Regions from separate parts of the Homo sapiens genome. Here region 2 is linked to region 1. Evidence: read pairs that join two places in POLR2A ChIA-PET (ENCODE). Cell type or tissue: PC-9. All regions are shown on one strand.

Evidence for each region. Peaks named below come from ENCODE experiments on the same cell type or tissue, not always from the same donor. Only the 100,000 strongest peaks of a DNase experiment are listed, where the experiment ranks them.
Region 2: POLR2A ChIA-PET joins it to region 1 with 10 read pairs; 4 of 35 experiments call an interaction of 5 or more read pairs at or near these places.

The regions. Positions count from the first base shown.
Region 1 is chr9:33,618,518-33,621,017 of GRCh38, forward strand. No RefSeq gene overlaps it. Among named protein-coding and RNA genes, the nearest start is that of PTENP1-AS, 58 kb to the right of the region's middle. In PC-9, no CTCF peak of the experiment used is centred here; a DNase peak (open chromatin) is centred at 1,284.
Region 2 is chr9:33,483,794-33,486,293 of GRCh38, forward strand. The region is part of intron 1 of LOC107987061 (a long non-coding RNA gene); the gene reads left to right. Among named protein-coding and RNA genes, the nearest start is that of NOL6, 11 kb to the left of the region's middle. In PC-9, no CTCF peak of the experiment used is centred here; no DNase peak of the experiment used is centred here.

The DNA of each region.
Region 1 (2,500 bases):
AGGAGGGGATCAGAGACCGCGGCAAGAACCCCTGCAGCTGCTCCTCCACCCCAGCAGGCCCACTGAGTGCTGAGAAGGGAGGCGTGGAGAATGGAAAACCACAGCTTTCCTGACTGAGACATCTGGGAGTGTGTGTGCAGGGGGTGGGGCAGGGGATGGGTAGGGGGAGAAAAAGAAAAGAAGCACTGTGAGTGTGGAGTATGGAGGAGGTGTAGTGTTTGAGACCCACGAAATGGCAATAGAGTTGGGCCTAAAGAGGTAAGTGAACATGGAAAGTTCCCTGAAAATTATAAAACCTAGAATTTTGCCCTGACTCTGCCACATTAGTCATGTGTTCTTGAATAGATCTACATATAATCCTAGAGGTACATATGAAGACAGTTGTATAACCACTGTGTACTTCCTATAATAAACTTCAGCAATTGGCTCTCTTTCTTGTCATCATGCTGGGCTCTCAAGACAAAGATAACCAAGAGGCAGCCAAGTAGAGAGTTATGCATGAACACATTACCTTAGGGGAGGATGGCAACAGCATTGAATAGCATCCACTCCAAATTTGTGTTCTGTCCTCCTTGGACCAGGACCACGAAAATAAAATCCTATCACATTTCCTGTAAATGTTGAATGCCATCATGTTCTCCACGGTGTTTCAGTTGATGAATGAACAGGGTAAGACTCGGTACAAAGGGAGGGGAGCACCTCTATGCCTAGGTACACACCATACGGAACGTATCCCTAGGGAAGGTGCTGGTGACCTGGCTCCTGGGAAAGGTGTCAAGGGAAAGAGGGGGCAGAGGTACCTAGAAGGAAGACCTCAGACAACATGGCTTGTCTAAAGAGTTGGAAAGTTCTGCCAGTAGCTAGAAGACAGTAAGTGGAACAGTGAAAATCCTTTCCTAGGAGAAACCAAACATTTACATTGACCACAAATCTGTATGAGCCAATAGAAAATGAGCAAAACATATGATCATACATTTAATAGAAGAAACATGTATGACCAATAAACATATAGAGATATTTTACTTCATTGATGATCAGGATCCAATGATACATAGCTTTATATCCACTTGATTAGCAAAATATAAAAAGTCTAGAAATATAAAATGTTAGCGAGGGTATGGATTCATAGGATTACTTATAAATTACTGATGGGAGCATAAGTACTATAAACCACTGGGAAACAGTTCAGCATTATCTCACAGTTGAAGATTCCTATATCCCATGACTCAGCAATTCCACTTCTAGATTTACATCAGGAGAGGCTCTTGCATACATGACTCAGCAATTCCACTCCTAGGTTTACATCAGGAGAAGCTCTTGCATACACATATCAGAAGACATAAATACAAAAGTGTTTTCAACAGCACCAAACAGTAGAAAAACATGGCACCAACCCACATATGCACTGAAAAGAGTGAATGAATAAACTGCGGCATATTCATATGAGTCAAAATGAATGAACTATAGTGAAGAGCAAGGTTATAGGTGAATCTTAGCAATATAATAGCAAATGTAAAAACTAAGCCTAATGAGATGATGCAAAGTATAACGTGCTTTTCATAAAGCTAAAAACAAGTCAAGAAAGTAATTTTCAGGACTAAAATATATTAGATCAAATTATATTGAAAAGAAAGCAAAGACCACTTGTATGCTGCAGCCTACCTTATCAGCTCATGGGAGCTGACTGTATACATCTTTCCCAACTCCAGTTTTAGTGACATCATTTTGTTAGCTTGAAACTGGCCATAGTGAGGGTATTTACACTACAGAAATCAGCAAACACAACAAATTACGCTTTGCTTTATTTTCCTCCAGAGAGTTAGTTGTCAACCCTTTACCAACACACTACTGGCAGGGAATAATAATGACCCAAGTTCAGGATTTTTATAAGGCTGGGGCATGGCAGGAGATAGAATGAGAGAGAACTACACAGCTATACATTTAAATATTCTAAAGGTCTATCTTGCATAATGTTGAGGAGGAGATATTTTACAAGTTCCTATTATGTTTTTAAATAAGTAATTATTCATTGACAAGAAAGTCCTGTGTGTTATTAACCACAGGTTAAGATAAATAAAATTGTATGCATATAGAATCAAAAAGAAGAGAAAATAAAACAAATAAATGAATAGATTAGAGTTCTTACAAGAAAAGGATTAAGAACATTTTATAGTCAAAACCAGGAGTGAAATAGCAGTGGGTCACCTGCTACCATCCTCATATAGACATCGGCTGCTGAACTAATCACAGCGGACAACCTACCACCCAACAGACCTGGACCCTTGTCAACCCCTTTGCAACAGAGAGCAGGGGTTTAGACACTAAGGGTGAACGTGAAAGCATGGAGATGACGCCTGGCCCCTGACCAAGGTGGAACTGCCTGGAATAAGATGGGAGCAAATTCCGCAGTGGACACGCTGCTGCTTTTCATCTCCACTATGACCACGTGCTGCTGGTGGTTAAATACCCCACCTGGGTTCAGTCACCTCAGACTGTGCCA
Region 2 (2,500 bases), 130 kb before region 1:
TTTTTTGAGACGGAGTCTCACTCTGTTGCCAGGCTGGAGTTCAGTGGCGTGATCTTGGCTTATTGCAACCTGTAACTCCACCTCTGACTCTGATTCAAGTGATTCTCCTGCCTCAGCCTCCCGAGTAGCTGGGACTGCAGGCACGCACCACTATGCCCAGATAATTTTTGTATTTTTGGTAGAGACGGGGTTTCATCATGTTGGTCAGGTTGCTCTCGATCTCCTGACTTTGTGATCCTCCTGCCTCAGCTTCCCAAAGTGCTGGGATTACAGGTGTGAGCCACGGCGCCCAGCCTGTGGCACTTCTTAAACTGGTTATCTTTCTTTCAAAAAGAAAAGATATGGAAATCTTGGCAAGATAAACAGGAGGGAACAATATTTGCTTTAGGAAGGTTAATTCTGACCTTATAAACAATGACTTTTACGGGGATCAAACTTTTTTTTTTTTTTTTGAGACAGTCTCATTCTGTTGCCCAGGCTGGAGTGCAGTGTTATGATCTCAGTGCAATGCGACCTCCACCTCCCGAGTTCAAGCCATTCTCCTGCCTCAGTCTCCTGAGTAGCTGGACTACAGGTGCCCGCCATGACGCCCAGCTAATTTTTGTATTTTTGTATTTTTTTTTTTTTTTTTTTGAGACGGAGTCTCGCTCTGTTGCCCAGGCTGGAGTGCAGTGGTACGATCTTGGCTCACCGCAAGCTCCGCCTCCCGGGTTCATGCCATTCTCCTGCCTCAGCCTCCGGAGTAGCTGGGACCACAGGCGCCCACCACCACGCCCAGCTAATTTTTTGTATTTTTTTAGTGGAGACAGGGTTTCACTGTGTTAGCCAGGATGATCTCGATCTCCTGACCTCGTGATCTGCCCGCCTCAGCCTCCCAAAGTGCTGGGATTATAGGCGTGAGCCACCGTGCCCGGCTAATTTTTGTATTTTTAATAGAGACGGGGTTTCAAGTAGGTGAAAAACCTCTACAAGGAAAACTACAAAACGCTGATGAAAGAAGTTGAAGAGGACATAAAGAAATGGAAATCAAATCCATGCTCATGGATCAGAAAATATTAATACTGTTAAAATGACCATACAACCCAAAGCAATCTACAGATTTAATAAAATCTCTATCAAAATACCAATGTCATTTTTCACAGAAGTAGAAAAAATAATCCTAAAATTCATATGGAACAAAAAAAGAGTTCAAATAGCCAAAGCAATCCTAAGCAGAAAGAAAGCTGGAGACATTATACTATCTGACTCCAACATATATTACAAGGCTCTAGTGACCAAAACATCATGGTATTGGTATAAAAACAGGTATAAAATGAAACAGAATAGAAAACTCAGAAATAGATCCATACATTTGCAGCCAATTGATTTTCAACAAAGGTGTCAAGGACATTCACTGGGGAAAGGACATTCTCTTCAATAAATAGTGCTGGGAAAAGTGGATATCCATATGCAAAAGAACGCAACTAACCTCCTACCTTTCACTATATGCAAAAATCAACTCGAGATGGATTAAAGACTTAACCATAAGGCCTGAAACCATAAAACTACTAGAAGAAAACATAGGGGGAAGCACTTCAGGACACTGGTCTAGGAAAAGATTTTATGGCTAAGACTTCAAAACCACAGGCAACAAAAACAAAAGTAGACAAATTGGATTATATTAAACTACAAAGCTTCTGCACAGCAGAGGAAACAACACAGTGAAGAGACAACCTGTTGAATGGGAGAAAATATCTGCAAACTGTTCATCCAACAAGGAATTAACATCCAGAATACACAAGGAACTCAAATACCTCAACAGTAAAACATGATAATAATTCCATTTAAAAGTGGGCAAAGGGTCAGGCATTATGGCTCATGCCTGTAATCCTAGCACTTTGGGAGGCTGATGCAGATGGACTGCTTGAGCCCAGGAGTTTGAGACCAGCCTGGGCAACATAGAAAAACCCCATCTCTACAAAAAAATACAAAAATTAGACTGAGTCTGGTGATTCATGCCTGTAATCCCAGCACTTGGGGAGGCCAAGGCAGTAGGATCGCTTGAGCCCAAGAGTTCAAGACCAGCCTGGGAACATAGTCACTAGTTACAGAGAACAGGAATCTATAAACTCATACCTTATTGTGTGTGTGTATATATATATATATATACATACAGAGTATACACAGGCTCATGCCTGTAATCCCAGCACTTTGGTAGACTGAGGCAGGTACATCACTTGAGTTCAGGAGTTCCAGAACAGCAACATGATGAAACCTGTCTCTACAAAAAAAATTAGGCAGCTGTGGTGGTGGCCGCCTGTGGTCCCAGCTACTGGCTACTCATGAGGCTGATACAGGAGGATCACTTGGGCCTTTCCTGCTTGCTTCACTGAAGGCATCAGGCTGTTTCATGGCTGGGATCAACTCTTCTCAAAGCAGGTCCTAGCAGGACTGGGTGTCCACACCCAGGATATGGGTCCTGCAGAGAGTTTGTAATACCCCGCGATCTTGGGGGAGGAGC